Regions from separate parts of the Homo sapiens genome. Here region 2 is linked to region 1. The links are chromatin contacts, found by Hi-C or POLR2A ChIA-PET in ENCODE. All regions are on one chromosome and are shown on one strand. The core of a region is the stretch at or near the end of the contact, and the rest is flanking DNA. Distances in the headings are between cores, read along the strand shown.

Region 1 (4,562 bases), core at 356-2,855:
AACATTACTACTAATATCAACATAATTTAAGATTTCCTTGTGATTCTTTTTGTCTCCAACACAATATATTTAGATAAAACATCTTTCCTCCCTGATCTGAAATGTTGCTTATGTCTTATACTAAATTTCTATATTTCTTTTGGTCTAGTCTGGACATGATGTTCCAGATGATCTTCTTTTTATTCATTTTTTTTTTTTAAAGGCAGCATCTCACTCTGTTGCCCAGGTTGGAGTGTGGTAGCACAGTCATGGTTCGCTGCAGCCTTGAACTCCTGGACTCAAGTGATACTCCCTCCTTAGCCTCCCAAGTAGCTGGGACTACAGGTGCATGCCACCATGCTTGGCTGATTTTCGTATTCAAGTGTCAGTACCACACAATTTTAATCACTGTAGCTTTAAAATATATTAAAATATCTGATAGGGCCACTCTCCTCTTATACCATTTTTTTAAGATTTTGTCTGACCTTTATTGTTTGTTTGTCCTTCCTATGAAATTTAGAATTCATCAGTTTACTTTTAAAAATCCTGTTGATAGTTTTATTGGTAACATCAGTTTTGATCACTTATATTTTCTTAGAAAATTATCTATTCCACACACAGTAAATGTTTTTTTCACCAAAATCTCACTTATTAACTTACTGTTTAACAACAAATGTATGTTGACTCTCCTCTTGTTTTCTTGGTAACATTTGTACACAAATTGTCTATTTTCTTCAGCGAACCAGCTCTTGGATTTGTCTACCAAATGTGTTGTTTTATGTTTTCTAATTTATCCATTTTTTGCTCTTGACTTTATAATTTTTTCCCTTTGTTCCTTTTAGGAAAAAATAAATTAGAAGAAAAAAATCATTGTATATAAGAAATACCTGTTTTCAATGTAAATGAAGGTTTTATTTTTCATTTATTCACTGAATAATTTTTAAAGCCTCCATGTTCTGAATTTGGTACTAGCCAGTAAGAAAATAAAAATATCCTTTATATAGGGAAATAGAAATCATTCCAGCATATAAATGCTATCAGAGTCTCAGGAATGCTTTTCTGGAACATTCCAAAGCTGAATTGGCAGGCTCTGGCTTTTCTCTGGCTCGCATCCTCACCACCTGGATGGTTTCCCTAGTTATGATCTCCCTACCCATAATGGAACAAGAGTTCTTAGAACTGGGGTCGGCTGGGCACAGTGGCTCACGCCTGTAATCCCGTAATCCCAGCACTTTGGGAGGCTGAGGCATGGGGATCATGAGGTCAAGAGATGGAGACCATTCTGGCCAACATGGTGAAACCTGGTCTCTACTAAAAATACAAAAATCAGCCAGGTGTGGTGGCACACACCTGTAGTTCCAGCTACTCGGGAGGCTGAGGCAGGAGAATCGCTTGAACCCGGGAGGCGAAGTTTGCAGTGAGCCGAGATGGCGCCGCTGCACTTCAGCCTGGTGACAGAGTGAGACTCTGTCTCAAAAAAAAAAAAAAAAAAAAAGAGAGCTGGGGTTAATCATTCACCTGCATTGACCTGAGATGCCTTAGTCATGGTTAGTTCTCCCACACTTGTTCTTCAGAAACCTCTGAAACCACACCCTTGTGAGGTAAGAGGCCTTCCAGTCAACAAGTCATGCAGTTCTCTAGCTACCAGGGAAACCTGATTAGATACTAATAACAGGAACCTCTCGGCCAGATGGCATCCACTCACCTCTGTGCAGGGGTCAGGCATTTTAGTGTGCACTTCCTCAAACAGTCTAACCATTTCTCTTATGTGTTGTGCATGGTGTCAACCAGAACGAAAACTTCCCACTCTACAAGTGTATAAGGCAGTAAAAGATGCTGCTTTCACCTATGAGTTTCTGTAGCACACATGCTTCCTCTTCATGGCTTGATACCAGCACGGTGGATCCCACAAGGGCGTTTTAGCTTAGAGTCACTGCCCTCTAATGTTAGAGGTTAGAAATCACCCAGAGGCTGGTCCAACCTCTTTGCAAAGAGCAGATTGCTCAAGGACACAGGCATCTGGGAGAAGAGGGTGGTTACACACCCTTATTCCCAACACTTGCCATTCCCATCATGCCCCATATTTCTCATCTGTCAAAAACAGGAAGCAATAGCGTTATTGAATACTATTAGTGTGAGTACTAAAGAAGAAAATATATAATGTGCTTAGTGCAGTCACTATACAAAATTTAGGAAGTGTAGGCTTAAAAAATATTTTATTAAAAATGAGGTTTCACTGTGTTGCTCAGGTTGCACTAGAATTTCTGGGCTCAAGGGATCCTCCCACCTCAGCCTCCCACGTAGCCGGGACTCCAGGCACAACACCATGCCCTGCAGTGTAGGCTTACATTTTAAAAAACGTTTCATCTGGAATCTTCAACACTTCAATAGTCATGGTGTCCCTGTGTTCCTAGAACCAGATGGTAAAGAAAATAGAACAGTCTTGGGTTGCAAAAATTTAGGTATTTATCTCAGAAAACCAATGAGCTGGCTACATTTTTTTCTGCCTAAAAAATGTTCAGAGGTAGCAATCTGGCTGTAATCAGAGATGTATTTCATAGCAAACTTAGAGTTTTTACTTGGATATCATGTTAACTTGCATAGCATCTAAAACAGCACAGATTTTTATTCAATTTGCATAATATTGAGAAAAAGGTCAACTTTCCATACAAAAAATATCATTTTTGTGGATTACCGCTGGGAGGTGCTATGAAGGTAACAGGGTAGTTAAAGCCCTCTCTGGAATTCTTTTCTTCCACTACTGAACATCTTTGTGGTTTCTCTTAAAACAATTCAAAGCAGCAAACGTTTTTAACCAAAGCTTTAAATAAATTAAGCCCTGGGCCATTTTACAACTTATTTTCTACTCTCCCGCCTTCCAGCATGAGCTTAACAAGAAAATTTCAGTATCGAGTTCATAGAGTTTTTACCGTGGTGTATCCTCTGGTGACCTTTCAGTATTCATCTGACATTAAGCAATTGGAAGTCCTTGTCTGAACCAAGGATCGGTGGACTTTTTGGCACCAGGAGTTTTCCTCTTCAAAAATAATAGATGGGGCCACGGTCTATTGAAAATACATGGGGAAAAATGAAGTCCCCCTAAAAATGAGAATGTTAGATGCTAAAAAGAGATAAAAAAAACCTATCCAGATATGATAGGAAATAGTACTGGCTAAGGAGGACTTGAAATAGCTTTTGACTACCATCTTCTGCTCCTTAAACTGGTTACCCAGTGTGGCTCACCCCGATGTCGTTTGAATATCCTCTTTTTCCACATAGATGAGACTCCAAAAGAATGTGCAGTGAATGGACAATGCCTGTGCCTCTGCTTATGTTGAGACAATGACCAATGTTGGTTGCTTGTATTTGGAGCACAGTGAGGAGTGGGCAGTGGATTTGGCAGACGTAGCGCAATTTGTTTATCCATTCACCTGTTGAATTTGGGTTGTTTCCCATTCGGGGCAATTAGAAATAGAGTGCTCTGAGCATGTGCGTTTGTTTCTCTTGATAAATACCTAGGAGTGTAGTGTCTGTCTCATATGGCAGGTGAATGTTTAAGATTTTAAGAAAATGCCAAACTCTTTTCCAAAAGGTTTGTAACATTTTACATTCCCACCAGCAGTGTATGAGGATTCCAGTTGCTCTATATCTTCACCAGTACTTGGAATGATCTGTCGTTTTTTTTTTGTTTTGTTTTGTTTTTGAGACGGAGTTTCCGCTCTTGTTGCTCAGGCTGGCGTGTGATGGTGCAATCTCAGCTCACTGCAACCTCCGCCTCCCAGGATCAAGCAATTCTCCTGCTTCAGCCTCCCGAGTAGCCGGGATTACAGGCATGTGCTACCACGCCCAGCTAATTTTGTATTTTTAGTAGAAATGGGGTTTCTCCATGTTGGTCAGGTTGGTCTCGAACTCCCGACCTCAGGTGATCCATCTCAGCCTCCCAAAGTGCTGGGATTACAGGCGTGAGCCACCGTGCCAAGTCAGAATGATCAGTCTTAACTTTAGTCATTCTAATAGGTGGGTAGTGGAACCTTACTGGGGTTTTAATTTGCATTACTTTAATGTGTAGTGATGTTGAATATCTTTTCTATTGAATATTTGTTTGCTATTGATATCTTCTTTAGTGAATCTTTGTTCAGATCTTTTGTCCATTTTTAAATGTTTTTTCCTGAGTTTTGAAGGTTTTTATATATTCTACATACAAGCTATTTGTCAGATATGACTTGCAAATATTTTCTCTGAGTCTGTAGCTTGGCTTTTCATTCACTTAACGCTGTCTTTTGAAGAGCAGAAACTTTAAATGTTAATAAAGTCTAATTTATCAGTTTTTTTTAATAGGTCACGCTTTTGGTGTTATATCTCAAAATCCTTTGATTAACCCAAGATCAGATAGATTTTCTTCTATTGTTTTTCTAGAAGTTTAATACTTTTAGGTTTTGCATTTACATCTGATTCACTTTGAGTAATGTTTTGATTATGGTGTCAGGTATGGAACAAAATTCTTTTTTTTCCATATGGATATCCAGTTGTTTCTTAGGGGGAAAGAATTTAGTCTTTCTATTAAGTATGATGTTAGTTGTCGG
Region 2 (4,777 bases), core at 1,698-4,197, 570 kb before region 1:
AGGAGGTCCTGCCGACCTGTGCCCAAGGTGGTTGGGGTACATCTTGCTTTTATACATTTTAGGGAGACATGAGACATCAATCAATATGTGTAAGATGTACATCTGTTCACTTCGGTAAGGCGAGACAACTTGAGGGAGAGCTTCCAAATCCTAAGTAGATAAGAGACAGAAGGTTGCATTCTTTTGAGTCCTTGATCAGCCCTCCACTGAATACAAAATTTAGTCTGGCTCAGTGCATTTGCATTTTTACATGAACAATAGGGCAGAGAAAGCAATCAGATATGCTCTTGTCTCACGCAAGCCTCAGAGGGATGACATCGAGATCTGTCTGTACTTTGTCCGTAAGGAATTTTCTTGTGGGCAAATTGTGAGGGAGGTATGTAGCTTTTTATCTTTGTAGCTATCTTATTTAGGAAAAAAATGGGAGGTAGGTTTACCTGACATAGTTCCCAGCTTGTCTTTTCCCTTGGCTTAGTGATTTGGGGGTCCCGAGATTTATTTTCCTTTCACATTCTCCTAATAAAGCCATGAGGAAGGTACCATTATTAAACCAAAGCCCAGAGAGACTAACTTGCCTAAAGTCACGCAGCTAGAAAGCAGCAGCTGAACCCCCGTAGTCTGATTCTAGAGTATTCCCTCTTAACCACTATGTCTTGTAAGCCAATGAGACAAGAAGGCTGCTGGAGGAACATCTGGGACACTTTAGAGGTAAGAGTTCTTTTTCTTCTTTGGAATGTTGTCATTTGTACATGATACTTGGAACTGCTGCAGATATCTTGTGTCTATAATAGGAGTCACGGCTGAGTATGTTGGAGTAAAAAGATGGAAGCCACTAAACATTTTGAAGACATCCTTGAGCAAGGTTGAATTAACTAACCTTGGAGCTACTCTACCTCTGGAATTGTTTTTCATGTGAGAAAATGAACCCAGTATCCTTTAATCTACTTGTTAGAACTCCTGTTACTTGTAGCGAAAAGCACTCTCACCGATACACATAGAAACAAGCATAATTCTGACCTAAGACAAATAGAAATGAGCATAATTCTAACCCTTTTAGGTAGGCAGAATATTTGCACTATGGGCAAGATTTTCATTCAGACAACAAATATTTATTGAATGCCTTCTACTTGCCAAGTATAGTGCAAGTTGCTGAACCAAACAATATAGGAAGGGCAGGTTTCTCCATCCATGGAGGTTATAATCTGGTCGTAAATGTAGTAGTGAAAGTGCGGGCAGGCATATTTTGGGACGGTATCTTGAGGACTAATCTGGATTGGGAGTCAGAGAATGCCCTAATAAAATCCAGTAAAAGCATGCATTACAGATTCAAAAAGAATCCATATAATGTCTATCTCATCCATCAAGTATTTGTGACATGTTTTGGCTTTAGTTGTATAAGAACAGTAAGTATGTGCACAATAGTGTTAGGTGTATAAGTATTTTTATTTTTTATTTTTTATTTTTGAGACGGAGTCTCGCTCCGTCGCCCAGGCTGGAGTGCAGTGGCGCGATCTCGGCTCACTGCAAGCTCCGCCTCCCGGGTTCACGCCATTCCCCTGCCTCAGCCTCCCGAGTAGCTGGGACTACAGGCGCCTGCCACCATGCCCGGCTAATGTCTTGTATTTTCAGTAGAGACGGGGTTTCACCGTATTAGCCAGGATGGTCTCGATCTCCTGACCTCGTGATCTGCCCACCTCAGCCTCCCAAAGTGCTGGGATTACAGGCGTGAGCCACGCGCCCGGCCAGGTGTATAAGTATTTAGGTAACTTTATAACAAAATACATTTACATTAAGGGCCAGACTGTCTTTTCCTTTTAAAGGGAAATACTGAAGCTAATTTAGGAGAGGCAAACTAACATAAAATATAAGGCAAAGGAGTGGGAACCAAGGCATTTGGTATCTATTTCTAGCTCACTGGGCAGCAGTCCTCTGTGTCTTGAATTCTGTGATTTGCGAAATATGATTCATAGGGGTTGCAATGGAATATTTCTGAGTTTTTAAACTAATGAGGGATAAATTTTTAAAATCCCTGTGCTGCTGTGAATGTTCTAGAAATTATTCACAAGTTTATTATAGCAAAGAAAATGGGCAAAAGGAAGGGGGTGGGTACAGGACGTGACACTCCAGAAAAGAAGGCAGTGACGTAAAAAATCAAGAGGAAGTCCACACCAGGAAATAGTGCTGTGCACATTAGAGCTGTTACTGAATAAATACTTGTTGGAATTTCCAGAGATAACCAAACAAACATGAAGAAGGAAGTGGGTTTTTTTTTCAGCTTTATTATGGAAAATATCTAATATGTACAAAAGTACCGAGAATAGTAAATAAGAACGACCATGCAGCTTCTATGGCCTTACTTAACGGCCAACTTGCTTTATTTTTCACCTCCCGCTCCCCACTATTCTCAAGCAAATTCCAGACATCATACCATTTAACCCCTAAATATGTCGCACATATCTCTAATGCAAAAGATTGGGAACCAAGACATTTGGTGTCTATGGCTAGCACACTGGATAGCAGCCCTCTGTGTCTTGAATTCGTAACATGTAGAATAAGATTTATAGTGGGTTGCAACCCGACTTTATTTTTAACTAACAGCAATATAAGAGGAGGTGGCTAATCCTCACAAGGCTCTCCATGAGGGAAGCTCACCCCTATAAATCCAGGCGGGCGCTTCGTTACCCAGGAGCCCAAGGTGCAGCTCCGGGACGCTTCTTTTCAAGGCCGGGACCCCTGCAGCGGCCCGTAGGACACCTCCCTTTCCGAGCACGGACTGGTCCCCGCCCCTCCCCCGGGAAGTCTCCGCCCACAGGGCCCCAGCAGCCCCCGCGCGCCCTCGCTCCCTCCCGTCAGCCCCCGCCCCTCGGCGAAGGGAGCGGCGTGCCGTCCGGGTCGCCTAGGCCTGGGGTCGGGAGCGCGCACGCTGTGCGCCCTGGGCGCGCTCGGGATTCTCGCCTGGCGCGGCTGGGGAAGGTGAACAGTGTGGCCCGCCATGTTCTTCTCCGCGGCGCTCCGGGCCCGGGCGGCTGGCCTCACCGCCCACTGGGTAAGGAGGCTCAAGCTGAGCCCGGCGCTGCCGCCGCCCTTCTCTTGCTCTCCGTGTCTCCCTTAGTTTTGGGCGCAGGAGAGCCCTGGGCTCTGCACGGGCCTGCAGGCGGCGGCAAGGACACTGCGGCCTTAGCCCTCTTAGGGAGGCCGCTGCAGCCCCACCGTGAGAAGCCCCGAGGGAGGGTTGCCATACTGGGAAGTGTACTCCTAGTTTGGTCGAGGAGGACAGAAAAGAGGGGCTGCTTGGTGATATATATATATATGTTTGTTTGTTTTTGCTGTTTTGCTGTAGCGCAGAATCTAGGCCTGCTCTGGCCAGATCAGTTTCGAAGACCGTCGCTCCGAAGGAGGCACCTCTCGTTTCAAGCCTAGTGACCTCGATGCTTTTAGGTTGCAGCATACTGGAGAGCTCTGGCTTGCTTCGTGAAGGCTTAGGGAGAACTTCATTAGGGCTGGAAAAGGGTGGCCAATGTTTGATTTACTGCAGTTGTGCTTTGCATATCGGAAATGCTGGCTAAATAAACGGTATCAAACTAACTCTGAAAGAACGGCGCCGCAAATAACAGCACCCAATTAAAGAACCACAGGATTTTAGAGATTAAATGATCTTTTTGAGATCCAAGTACATCTCATGGTAGGCAAGGAAATTGAATTGCAGAGAAGTTGAAACACTCCTTCACGTTAATCTAAAAATGCAGATTTCCAGAAATGTCGATTATAACAACAGGGCCTGTTACACAAGTAATACTGGAAAGAAGCCTTAGTTTTGTTTGTTTTCTAAGAGTGAAATAGGTTAAGTCAGTTCTCAGCAAGAGGGAGCTAGTGTATATTCATTGAGAATGAATTCAGGGCTTTAGAGTTAGACTCGAGTTTGGATGTTAGCTTAACTGCCTTTTGTGGCTCTATGACTTTGTGCTGTTAATCTTCCTCAGTTTCTTCAGTTGTAAAATGGGAATATTCCTTTTTGCAGAGTTCAGTCTTTCAATAAACATTTGAAGTCTTACTGTACGTCATGCACTGCTGAGCTCTAGTTAACAGTGTGGATAATAATGATAGTCATTTGATAACTGTTTTCTGTATGCCAAGCACCGAGTTAAATATCTACATTCCACATCTCATTTTTGAGGCTGGTATTACTTTTTCCTCATATTACAGATAAGGAAAAGATTTAGACAGTTCCCGTTCTTTTGGAATTGATAGTCTCATGTAAGAGGAACTTTAAGGTTGAGACAATGTAAAAGTACAGTGTTAGAGAGATGAATAGGGTCATCCAATGTGGTTTCAAGGTGCATAAGATTTTTCCTGAAGGTAATACTAACAGATTGGGCATGGGGTCCGAGGGTATTCTAGGTGGAAAGGACAACTTAAAGTCTTGTTGGCAAGAAAAAGATCGGTATGTATGAGAAGCCACCCTCTGCTGTTGGAGGTAAGGTGTGTTCCCAAATGAAATAAGGGAGAGACAGGGGCCAGATATTGGAGCTCCTGGCGTGCCATACTAAAGAATTTGATTTTAGAGGCCGTCAGGAGTCAGTGAAAGGTTTTAAAGTAGAGGAATAAGATGTGGTTTCTGTTTTGGATAGGTCACTGGATAGGACTGAGGGTGGAATGGGTTTGATTTGGACCCAGAAACAGGGAGACTAAGTAGATAAGAGGCTCTTGCAGAATGCTAGGTGAAAGATGATGAGGATCAGACATGGTAGAAAGAAAAGAAATTAGAGTGCTTGTAGAT

What was found. Hi-C counts contacts between places; a loop is a spot of excess contacts on that map. ChIA-PET counts read pairs that join two places held with the same protein, here RNA polymerase II (POLR2A). Pooled maps may share reads with other maps.
Region 2: a loop to region 1 is called in a map with no recorded cell type, with 8 times the contacts of the local background. The contact joins the promoter of NDUFV2 here to the enhancer-like site in region 1. A Hi-C loop is called at or near these places in 3 of 37 single-sample maps with no recorded cell type and 4 of 50 pooled maps. POLR2A ChIA-PET finds 5 or more read pairs at or near these places in 1 of 52 experiments (activated T-cell).

What each region holds. Positions count from the first base shown.
Region 1 is chr18:9,671,771-9,676,332 of GRCh38, forward strand. No RefSeq gene overlaps it. Among named protein-coding and RNA genes, the nearest start is that of LINC02856, 28 kb to the left of the region's middle. RefSeq lists an enhancer at 1,631-1,680. Within about 2 kb of position 1,606, at least 16 of the 41 ENCODE cell types and tissues checked have a DNase peak (open chromatin) inside an H3K27ac peak, as active enhancers do.
Region 2 is chr18:9,099,752-9,104,528 of GRCh38, forward strand. NDUFV2 (NADH:ubiquinone oxidoreductase core subunit V2) reads left to right here and starts at 2,948. Exons shown (of 8, transcript NM_021074.5): 1 at 2,948-3,046. The coding sequence starts at 2,993. RefSeq lists a silencer at 2,676-3,035 and an enhancer at 3,308-4,017.